Linked DNA regions of Homo sapiens: regions 2 and 3 are each linked to region 1. Evidence: chromatin contacts called from ENCODE Hi-C or POLR2A ChIA-PET data. All regions are on one chromosome and are shown on one strand. Each heading gives the region's core, a stretch centred on a gene start or an enhancer-like site at or near the end of the contact. The rest is flanking DNA. Distances are from core to core; before and after follow the strand shown. Region 1 overlaps RALGAPA2 (Ral GTPase activating protein catalytic subunit alpha 2). Region 2 has its middle 46 kb from the start of RALGAPA2. Region 3 has its middle 69 kb from the start of RALGAPA2.

The links. A loop is a pair of places that touch in the nucleus more often than their neighbours do. ChIA-PET counts read pairs that join two places held with the same protein, here RNA polymerase II (POLR2A). Pooled maps may share reads with other maps.
Region 2: a loop to region 1 is called in a map of dorsolateral prefrontal cortex, with 2.3 times the contacts of the local background. The contact joins two enhancer-like sites. A Hi-C loop is called at or near these places in 2 of 168 maps with a recorded cell type or tissue (dorsolateral prefrontal cortex and endothelial cell of umbilical vein) and 4 of 50 pooled maps. POLR2A ChIA-PET finds 5 or more read pairs at or near these places in 3 of 52 experiments (GM12878, H1 and common myeloid progenitor, CD34-positive).
Region 3: a pooled map shows a loop between it and region 1 (3-fold over the local background). The contact joins two enhancer-like sites. A Hi-C loop is called at or near these places in 1 of 168 maps with a recorded cell type or tissue (gastrocnemius medialis) and 6 of 50 pooled maps. POLR2A ChIA-PET finds 5 or more read pairs at or near these places in 2 of 52 experiments (GM12878 and common myeloid progenitor, CD34-positive).

Annotation. Positions count from the first base shown.
Region 1 is chr20:20,666,254-20,670,409 of GRCh38, reverse strand. All of the region lies in intron 3 of RALGAPA2 (Ral GTPase activating protein catalytic subunit alpha 2), which reads left to right. Among named protein-coding and RNA genes, the nearest start is that of RALGAPA2, 44 kb to the left of the region's middle. Within about 2 kb of position 1,634, at least 2 of the 41 ENCODE cell types and tissues checked have a DNase peak (open chromatin) inside an H3K27ac peak, as active enhancers do.
Region 2 is chr20:20,756,918-20,760,706 of GRCh38, reverse strand. No RefSeq gene overlaps it. Among named protein-coding and RNA genes, the nearest start is that of RALGAPA2, 46 kb to the right of the region's middle. Within about 2 kb of position 1,451, at least 6 of the 41 ENCODE cell types and tissues checked have a DNase peak (open chromatin) inside an H3K27ac peak, as active enhancers do.
Region 3 is chr20:20,779,331-20,783,029 of GRCh38, reverse strand. No RefSeq gene overlaps it. Among named protein-coding and RNA genes, the nearest start is that of RALGAPA2, 69 kb to the right of the region's middle. Within about 2 kb of position 2,394, at least 12 of the 41 ENCODE cell types and tissues checked have a DNase peak (open chromatin) inside an H3K27ac peak, as active enhancers do.

The DNA of each region.
Region 1 (4,156 bases), core at 385-2,884:
GTTAGGTGACTTGCCCAAGGGTGCACACTTAGTAAATGGGAGAGTAGGGATTTAACCTTTAGTCTAACTCTAGAACCTATTATTCTAACTTACTGGCATGCTGCCTACCACTTAGGAGTGTTGGTATTCTTTCTAAGCTGTATTCCATAGGCTGTCTATATCAACATATACTATTCTTTACAATTCATTTATTCATCAGACACATTTATTAGGTATGCACTGTGTCAGACACACGTAGGTGCTGGAGATACAACAATGAGCAAGGTAGCCAGAGCCTCCCGTCCTCATGGAGTATAAATTACCATTTCGTGGTGAGCGGAAGAGTCTACTGGTAAGAATGAATTCATGTCAGAGCTCCAGTAATGACCTTCTGAATCACAGAAAATCCTGAATGGTTCTTTTCAGAAGTGATATTTTGGTGATGGTTCTTGAATTAGTTACCTGCATAAGGGAAAGGAGAGTTGGTGTAGAAACACAAGGTACTTGGTGAATGGGTCTCAAGATCAAATAATTCACATTGAGAACCTTCTGGATTCAAGCTTGACAGGTTATTTTAATGGTACCTGAGATTCGTTTTAATCAGGTGTGGTAAGGCACAGAAACATGAAAATGATTGTTATGAAGGAAGAAGTTTTAATTATGCTCACAGGCCTCTAGAAACAGACATGTCACACAGAGCCAAACAGGGAAGCACCAAGGCAAAATCAGTACGCAAAGAGGAAAGGGAGCGACAGAGACAGAACTGAGGGCAGGAGCTTTTATTGTGTTTTTTTGCAGGAAGGAATGGGCAAGGCCAGGTAAGTAAACTACATAGGCTTAGGACTGGATAGTTTGAATAATTTCAGCTGACAGGGCTGTAGGGGTAGCTCCTGGTTGTCCAGCACCTGGCCCCTGGATGATTGAGGGGAGGGGGATAGAGTCCATAAAAGGATGTGGTTGGGGTTACGGATTTGGGATTGGTTGGTTTGCATATCAGAAACATGCTCTGAGCCACTATCTTTGGGAATTTGCTAACCCTTGGAGGGGCATCCTTCCTATGTCATTGAGGCCCCAGATGTCAGCACATCAAGAATACAGAGAATAAGACAATATAGTTAATTCAGAGATACTGTTTCAAGCTTTCTGCCATGTTGTATGCCATCCCCTTTTACTAGAGAAATAGAATAGTTTGGAGTTATACATGTATGTTTTAGAAAGTTTATAGAATTTGATATTTCCTCACCCTCCCACACTCCAATTAAAATACATCGACACAAGAGGCTTAATTTCAAAACGTAAACATGTTCTGGCATTGGAGTGCCACTCATTTGGATGTTCTTCAAATATCACAGGATTTGAAATCACAGATAAACAGATTCTTTATTCTAAATTTTATTTAAATTACCCCACTATATTAAACCCTGTTTCTATCTTGTCATTAGCCTTCCTAGAGACCTGAATGAGTTCTTTATAGTCTGTAAAGTGTGGCCCAGGCTGGTCTAACACTCACAGTCCTCTCCCTGGCTCTCAGTGTAGCTCTTCTTCATATTTTGTGGTTACTCTGTGGAAGTGCTCTGTCGGGCTAACACTGCCCCTTTATCTCTCTTTGCATAGTTTCACTTCTGCCTCTTAGTTTATTCAGTTCTCTTTTCAGGGACTGCCCTTAGCTCTTCTCCCCATCTGGCCCATTCTCTCAGGACCTGTTTAGACCCACCAATTTCTCCTGGCAACTCCTGCTGGAAGTGCTCATTCTTTCCTTTGGACTCATATAATAGCCCTGCCTTGTGTTATCATTTGACTGTGGCTGGATATCCATAGTTATCCCTTAATGTGGCTATGCCTTAGTTTCCTAATGAGAGTGTAAAAACTCTAACTCCATGTTTTTTATGTGCATTTTTGTACATATTTTTGAGTGGAAGAGGGACAAGGACATATAAAATGAACAAGAAAAGCAAATTCTTCCAAAGCCAACAACCGTGACTTAACAATCCTTTGTTACTTTTTTCTTTTCTTTTCTTTTCTTTTTTTGAGACACAGTCTCGCTCTGTTGCTCAGGCTGGAGTGCAGTGGCACTATCTTGGTTCACTGCAACCTCCGCCTCATGGGTTCAAGCAATTCTCCTGCCTCAGCCTCCCAAGTAGCTGGGACTACAGGCACCTGCCACCATGCCTGGCTAATTTTTGTATTCTTAGTAGAGATGAGATTTTACCATATTGGTCAGGCTGGTCTCAAACTCCTGGCCTCAGGTGATCCATGTGGCTAGTGGCTACTGTATTGGACAGGGAGGCTCTAGAGTCCTCCAGTAGAGCCGTATCTCATCGTTTGAAAGACCACTTTTCATTGTTAAACATGGTTAAATCCTTAGTATCTTGTACATCTGTATCCTTGTAATGCAGGGGACTTTGACTTAAGGTTTAGGATTTTACTGAAATGGTTTCTCTGGGCTTCTTCTTATTACCAGAGTGCCCTTGGCTGAGGGGAATGAGCATTTACCTCCACAGGTTGGAGAAGCATGGCTCCAAAGTGACCCTCTGCAAACAGAATTGAAAAGCCATGCACAATGTCATTCTACTGTTTTCATGCATTTTTTAAAATGAAAATAATGTTAAATAAAGGCTAGCCAAATTCCTTAGGACTTCATCTCCCCACCACACCTTCAACCTTTCTCCATCTGTTTCCCCTTCAAGATAAAGAAAACAGTTTCAGTGCACTCCAGGATGATGCACCATGTCTCTTTCTCACCCGTCCTTTGGTAGGAGATTCTTATTTGAGAAGCATTGGTGGAAGAGGCAAACTGCAGCAGGTGAACCACACAGCAAGTGCAGATGACATGTGGGTTTCTTCTAGGACATACAGAGAAAGAAAAATAATATTGTGGATGCTAGCTTTTGTTTTTCCTTTGGTATTGAAATTTGATTGCTTGCGATTTATTACACGCCTATATGTACTGACTCCCTTCCTTCTCTGCAGTTTGGTGTTATGCTGGATTGGATGGCTGGACTCAGCATGTGCACAGTCTGGGTGTAGTTATGTTTGGGATTCATAATTTGACCAGTGGTGAATCCAGGGATGTAGTGGAATCTATGTCTTACTTTAATGGAATTCAGCACTGGGTCTCTTGTTCTTCATTGCTCCAGGTGAGCTTATATAGATAGTGGATTTAGCCCCTAATTTTTTTCCTTAGAGTAGGGGAAAAGAATTTTTAATGATTTTCCTGATAATAGTAATATAGCTATATCCAGTACAGTGCCAATAAGATGAAACAAATGGCTGATTTTCACTCTCTGTAGCATTGTTTTGTATATGCAATCCAGTAATTTGAATGTTGATTTTATTTCCCATCCAAATGCATTCATTTATAACTTTTCACATTTAGTAGCACCATTTTACTTCAGATACTAATAGTGAATTGCCTAAAGAAAAACTAGAGTTATGAATATAATAGGATTACAAACAATTCTGAGATTTATTTCCTTTCTTCTTCCTTTCCTTCTCCTCCTCCTCTTTTCCTCCCCCCACCCCTGCCTCCTCCTCTTCTTTTGTGAGAATTGCATATCTTTTGTAACTCTTTGAAAATGAAAACAAATTAAAAGCTCCTGTGGAGGTTCAGTGAAAATGCCTGAACTGAATTCTAGGCAAGTCAACAGATTCAGGCTCGGTGTCCTACAGGATTAAGTAACGATTCCTTTTCTTTCTTTATACAATGGCTAATGGCTTTTCTTATAAGCAAATAATACATAGCAAGGTGGCAGAATCATATTTTTACAATTAACTAGTTGCCACAGTTTCTGCGCTTTTCTCTGCTTTGTTATTTCTTATTCCAGGCTGTCCAGTGTGCAGCCATCCTTCCGTGCTGCTCCCTCCTCCCATGCCGAGGTGAAGGACTTCCTCTACAAACCTCTCAGGCTGATACTGCTTTTTATTTTGTTTCCTGTAAGGGCCACTTCACGGTTTTTGAGTGGAAGAGGGACAAGAACAACTAAAATGAACAAGAAAAGCAGATTCTTCTAAAATCCTTGGAATTTAAGTTCTTATTGAGGATTTCAAATATTTAGATGCTTTAGTAGATTTTGTTTTCTTTTAAAAGAATGATTCCAATTTTGAATGCAGCTCTTTGGTCACTGTCATAATTCTAAATGACTGATTGCAATTGAGAAAAAGCCACTATCAATTCAGA
Region 2 (3,789 bases), core at 202-2,701, 90 kb before region 1:
CCTGGAGAGGGACAAGACAGCCTTTCAGGAGCTTGAAACATTCTATGTCTTGTTGGTTTCATGGCTGTAGACATGTCTAAAATTTATCAAGCTGTGTATTTGCAATTTTTGCCCTTTGCTGTATACAGGTTATAACTTAAAAAAAAAAAAAAAAGAATTCAGCAAAAAATCACCAGGTACACACTGGTAGCTTAAGACTACTATTTTGTAAATAATTTATCTATAATTTGGAATTATTCTTTAATATTTTAGGGGTCTCTGAAAACACAAAAAAGATAATCCATGAATAGTTTGATCTATACTTAGAGAATAAATGATTTGGGTGACTAATGAATCAATTTGCTTTATTATTTATTTATTTATTATTTTTGAGGCAGAGTCTCACTCTGTTGCCAAGGCTGGAGTGTACTGGTGCAATCTCGGCTCACTGCAACCTCCACTTCCCAGGTTCAAGCGATTCTCGTGCCTCAGCTACCTGAGTAGCTGGGATTACAGGCATGCACCACCACACCTGGCTAATTTTTGTATTTTTAGTAGAGATGAGTTTTTGCCGTGTTACCTGGGCTGGTCTCAAACTCCTGGCCTCAAGAGATTTGCCCACCTTGGCCTCCAAAAGTGCTGGGATTACAGACATGAATCACCATGCTCGACCAAATCAATTTGTTTTAAATGAATCTCTCAAAATGAACAATAATGAAGCGGCATGATCTTTGCTTAACCTGATTTATTTCTCAGTTATGTGGATAGTAATCTCACTGTTAAAGTTATTTGATATCAATGATTTGGGCCATAGAGAATGTTCCATGGCACTATATGTTTAATTACCTTTATTGTTCATATGCCCATATCTAATTAGAAATAATCATCCTGTAATATCTTCTTGTACATATTTGCTCAGATATTATCTTGTGAGGAACAGGTTGATTAACATTTTTCTTTCAATATGTTTTCGTAGTTTTCTTCATGGTTTTCTGCAAAACATCAGGTGTGTTTCTAAAAATACATCTATTTGTTGTTGTGTTCTGGTTGTTGGATGGAAAAAAGTGTTGACAAATTATTAAATTATTCTCAAAGCTATAATTATTATAATTTCTTTTGCAGCAATCCATTTGAAAGGAAAGAAGTGTCACAGCCCCTGATTTACCAGCGAACAAAAAACACTTGTTAATAAATCTTCTGCACAAAGAGCACTGGAACGTTTTGTTTATTTTCAATTGCATGCACAATGACTGTTTCCAGTTTATTTTTTTTAACTTCTGCCCTAGAGTCCTGGCACTGAATAAAGCTCAGATACACAAGAAAACAAGGAAGTGACTGATAAAATCATGTCACAAAGTCCAGAGCTAGGTAGTTTATTCTGTCCGTAAAGACTATAAAAACTTGGCCTGGTGCAGTGGCTTATGCCTGTAATTCCAGCACTTTGAAAGGCTGAGGCAGGCGGATCACTTGAGGCCAGGAGTTCAAGAGCAGCCCAGGCAGCATGGAGAAGTCCCATCTCCACGAAAAATACAAAAACTAGCCAGGCGTGGTGGTGCATGCCTGTAATCCCAGCTACTCAGGTGGCTGAGGCACGAGAATTGCTTGAACCCGGGAGGAAGAGGTTCCAATAAGCTGAGATTGGGCCACTGCAGTCCAGCCTGAGCAACAGAGTGAGACTCTGTCTCAAAAAACAAACAAATAAGCAAACAAAACACAAAACAAAACAAATGAACAAACAAAAATCATAAAAACTCTTGTTTGTGGTCATGTTTGGTGGGATTCCACCACCTGGACTGGACAAATCCCCATCTTCCTAAATCACAGGTTAGGCTCCCAGAGGTTGGGTGATCTATAGCAGGCACTGTCAGCACTCTGTCTAGAATTTTTTTTTCTTTTTTTCTGAGACAGTCATGCTCTGTAGCCCAGGCTGGAGAGCAATAGTGTGATCTCAACTCACTGCAACCTCTGCCTCCCGGGTTCAAGCAATTCTCCTGTCTCAGCCTCCCGAGTAGCTGGGATTACAGTCACGTGCCACCACACCCGGCTAATTTTTGTATTTTTAGTAGAGACAGGGTTTCACCTTGTTGGCCAGGCTGGTCTCAAACTCCTGACGTCGTGATCTACCCGCCTTGGCCTCCCAAAGTGCTGGGATTACAGGCGTGAGCCACCACACCCAGCCCACTGTGTCTATATTTTCTTGAATGCCTTTTCACTGTGTTTGTGTGCCACTCCCCTTACTCCCCACCAACACTTCAAACTTGGGTGTGCTTTCCTTCCAACAGCCTGATCTACGCTCTTTGGAGGTATGTTCTTCCACTACTGGAACAATTTTGTGCAAATGTAAACATTTTGTGCAAATGTGCAAATAACTTGGAGTGCTGGGAAGTTACTCCTCCAGTGATTATTGGGTGCTGGGAGCTCAGCTCCCTGTCTCAGGGTGCAATTCTGAGGTGTGACTTACATCCCAGAGTCCTTTGCAGGATCAGGCTGAAGTCATACTTTGCAGGACTTTGCTAGACCCTGCAACCTTGCTTAGCTTCCTCCCTGTCCCTTTCTGCTTTCCCATTTCTTTAGTGTGTCCCTGGGGGGCACTCCCTTAATCAATCACTTTCACACAAATATTAATCTTAGGGGCTGGGCATGGTGGCTCATGCCTGTAATCCCAGCACTTTGTGAGGCCAAGTCGGGAGAATCACTTGAGGCCAAGAGTTTGAGACCAGCTTGGGCAGCATAGTGACACCCTGTCTCTACAAAAAAAACAAAACAACAACAACAATACAAACAAAAATGCAAAAATTAGCTGGGCATGGTGGTGCACACCTGTAGTTCTAGCTACTCGGGGGCTGGGGCAGGAGGATCACTTGAGCCCAGGAGGTCGGGGCTGCAGTAAGCCAAGCTTGCATCACTGCACTTTGGCCTAGGCGGTAGAGAGAGAGACCTTGTCTCAAAAAAAAAAAAAAAAAAATTAATGTTAGAATTTGCTTCTGGGGAACCTGAATTAAGATATGACGCTGAATCCTAATCTGTAATCTCCTTCGTGGGTTTCATGCATGCTATGTCATTATCAATATTTGAGGGGGATCAGGAGCTGGTCTGCTCACTGTTACCTCTTTTCTCCACCCTTTTCTGACTTGCAAAAATTCACTACTGCTCTAACTCCTTACACTCCCTTTTACACATTCAGCACCTTCAGGCTGTCAACAATTGCATGGTAGGTTGTGCATACCTTCAAAATGGCCTTTAGTGCAAAAAAGTTGGAACCACGAGTTGCCTACCTAATTCAGCTCTGCTGGGTGGGGGACGTAAACATAAATCCTTCCAATCAAGTTGGTGCAAATCCAGTGTATTAATTATTCCAGTTATTGTTACTGCAAAGCAGCATAGCTAGTTGAAATATAAGGCAATTTCTTACTACTCACACATTTAAAATATATGCAATGAAGAAATAAACCAGATTTCTGCCCATTTTTCACTCCATGTGCACGACTGCAAATGTAATAGTGAAAACTATTTCAGCCCTTTTGGAAAACCGCAGTCAAACATTCTCTCATAAGGCGTGTTCCTGAATTTACAATATTCCTTAATATAGGTGTTCCATTACCAATTCAAGTTTGATGAAGCCCAATAGACCCCGTTTTACAATCTTGTTTGCCATGTCTTAGACAAAGAGAATTCTTACTTTTGTAGTTACTTCTAAAATCTCCCTGGAATAATAAAAAGGAATAATTAGACGTTAGTGTAAATCATTCAGCTTCTATTTTTGTAAATACATTTAAAAATAATTGACCAATCAAGTAACTAAGTTCCCGA
Region 3 (3,699 bases), core at 1,145-3,644, 110 kb before region 1:
AAGTGGGTTGATAATTGGCAACTTATATTCAGCCCAGTCACAGGAAGGGGTAGGGTGGGGTGGGGATCAGGTATGCTGGGAGGGTGTGGCCACTGCTCAGCTCACTGGGGTTAGTGCCTCATGGAACCCAGCATTGCCAGGTCTTCCCGTTGCTGAAGGAAAATCAGAAATGTAGATACTTGCAAAAAATCTAATTTTTAAAGTTTGGTAACTTATTCAGATCTATACACATTTTTAAATATATTGCAGGACAAGCTAACAAAACCTGTCTGTGGGTGAGCTCTGGCCCTCAAGACCATGTGTTTGCAGCCTCTGCATAAACTAACTGGAAAAGAGTTAACCCTTGAACTTTCTTTCCTCATAAAAATGTCGCTCTTTGGCAATAACACTTTCCCAAATCTTTTTTGTGTTCTGTTTGACTTACGAGGCATAAATAAAAAGTACATCCTGCCATGTGAACTTCTACCTCCTCCACACGGTAGAAACACTTTCCTGTTTCATCGTTGGATGCTATGGTTTTTGAATCCTTTTTCTTTAAGAACTTGCCTTTATCTCATTCCTTTGGGCCAGAAGCCTACTTTGCTGAGAAAACTTGGCAGGTTATATTAGGAAAGTGCGGAGCCTAGCAAATTCCCCTATCAGCTGCTCTGAAACCCATGACCCCACAGAGCGGAGCCTGTGCTCTGCTATTTCTGCCTGCCCTCGGGAGGACGTTTTATCAAAAAACACATGAGGCACTTCTGGCCTGTATGCCCAAGACAAGTTTATGAGCACCGATTTAAATGGGCATAGGGAATACCTCTTGGTAATAATTGTCTTATTTTATTGTTACCTTGATTGCCAGAACAACAACAAAAAAGGTTTTTATGACTAGTAAAAGGAAAGGGGTTAGCCACTTCTTTCCTCTCCCACTAGGCCAAGAATTCACTTCTCACCCCTTCTCCCTGCTTTCTATTTGTAATTAGGCCATAGATGCTATAATCCAACGGGCTTTATAATTTTACCTCCTGGGAACAGCTACTCAGTTGGGTCATCCTCAGGTAACAGGGGTTTATGCCAAGAAAAGATGAGGAACAAAAGCAACAGGAAAATTAGGAACTCACAGACAGTTGTGCTGAGGGAGGCCTCACAGGGACTGAAATTCAGGACTCCTGTCTGGGACCAAGAGCAGTTCCTGATCCCAGGGGCTCAGTTCCATTGAGGAGACATTGAACCCCCAGCCCACAACAGGAGGAGTTCACCCATCCGCCACCTTTATGGATGCTGGACTGAATCGTGTGCCCCACAAATTCATATTTTGATATGCTAGCCCCCAGAAACTCAGAATGTGACCTTCTTAGGAGTTAAGGCCTTTAAACAGGTAATAAAGGTAAAACGAGGTCACACGGGCAGTTCCTACTCCAATGTGACTGGTGTCCTTAGGAGAAGAGGAGATGAGGACACAGGCACTTGCAGGAGGAAAAGCGTGTGCAGACACATGGAGCAGATGGCCACCTGCAAGCCAATGAGAGAGGCCTGAGAGGAAGCCACCCTGCCCAACGAGAAGCCAACCCCGCCGACAACACCTTGATCTCCAGCTCCAGCCTCCAGCACAGCGAGAACTCCGTTTCAGGGCTCAGCCACTTTTGCCCCTGTTGCTCCGCAGTTACCGCCACCACCCACCATCCTAGCCCCTGAATATCTCTGTGTCCCCACTTGAGCTGACTCAGAACTTCTGCCCCTGCAGAGCACTCCGGTCAACCCTCCTTGCAAGGTGCTGGGTCAGGTGCCCCATCCTGTTGCAACCCTATGTCCAGGAGGTCACAGGATATGCTCTGAAGCCACCTAGGGCTGTCTGCCTTGGCATGAGCTGCAGGAAGGGACTCCCTTCCAAGAAAGAAGTACGTCTATACACATGTGTGTGCATATGTGAAACATGCTTAGGTTGGCACATCCCCACCCTCATTTATCCAAAAGCCAGTTTATTCTAGAAAATGTGAACTAGTCTACAGTGATGATGAGGTGGGGGTTTGCAGTGGGGTTTGAGAAAATTTTAGGGAGGAAAGACATGCTTTGTGATTCGATTGCGTCCATGATTTTGATTATGGCCATGGATTTATGTTTATCTTCCCAAAACTCACGAAATCATACCCATTACAACATGGATGCTGTTTATTGCATTAAATGAAACCTCAATAAAGTTGATTTTTGTTAAAGCCACTTTAGGAAGCTAGTTTCTGGATATTTGGCACCATTGGGGTATGACAGAGAAGTCTGGAGGCTTAGGCCAAGTGCTAGAGAGGGCTCAGAAACCTCCCCTGGCTCAGCCTGTAACATGAACCTGCAGTTTCTCCACCTTCTTGGCTTGGCAGACAGTGCGGTTGGTAGGCAAGGACCGGCTGTGTTGCGAAATGCCGGCACCAACTCCCAGGCAGCTAGAGTGAGCAGCAGAGTCAAATGAAGGTGTTGAGCAACCACTAAAGAGGAAGTCTCAGCTAATTATGGTGATGATTGCTATAGTGGTGATCTGACACCTCCTTTTCAGGGAGTATAAGAAAATACCCTCTGGTCTGAGCCCCTCTTGTTCATCCCCACTGTGTTCAAAAACTACATTTTCTCAAAATTCGATTGCAATTGTAGCTCGGTTTCCATTTTGGAGTGCAAGCTTTGATATCCCCATCAGTACAAGTATTTAATGAGGCAATGTTGCTTGCAACATAACCTGGAAGGAATCCTGCTAGCATCTAGAAGGGACACGCCCAGACCATGCCAAGCCCTGGCTTCACTCTTGCTGGGTTTGGTACATGCTGAGTTGAGCAAGGATAGATGGACCAATTACATTGCTATTAATTAAAAAAAAATAGAGTTTAAAGACACAGAGAATTTTTTTAATGTTTTGAAAACAGAAACAAATATTGATCAGATATTCCTTTTTAATAAACCTCTTATTGAGCTACAGCATAATACAGAAATGTGCACCAATTATAGAGGAACAGCTTTATTGCTGTATAACACAGTATTCTACTCTATGACAGCACCATAATTTATTTATGCATTCTACTCTTGCTGAGTATTTGGATCCTTCCCAGTTTGGGGTGCAGGGGATGACAAGGTAATGCCTTTTCCTCACTCATCACAAGGGTTGTGGCTGACACTCTTCTACCAAAAGACAGGCCAGCAAGAGAAAAAGTATAACACATATGTTTATCCAAGTTTTACATGATATGGGAGACTTCAGAAGTGAAGACCCAAACCCCAGGGAAAACTGTTTCATTTTGCCCTGTTTTGTATGCTAAGTCCGAATAAAGAAGTGGATAGTTGTGGAGAAGCGTGATTGGACAAAAAGTCCAATGATAATAAAAGGGATGGAGTGGGAGAACCCAGCAAAGACCCTTTACTTGTTCAGGTTCTTTCCGTTTTTTTCCTTTCCTTTTCTTTCTTTCTTTCTTTCTTTTTTTTTTTTTTTTTTTTGAGACAGTCTTGCTCTGTCACCCAGGCTGGAGTACAGTGGCGCGATCTAGGCTCACTGCAACCTCTACCTCCAGGGTTCAAGTGATTCTTGTGCCTCAGCCTCCCAAGAAGCTGGAATTACAGGAGTGCACCACCACACCCGGCTAATTTTTGTATTTTTAGTAGAGACGGGGGTTTTACCATGTTGGCCAGGCTTGTCTCCAACTCTTGGCCTCAAGCAATCTTCTCACCTTGGCCTCCCGAAGTGCT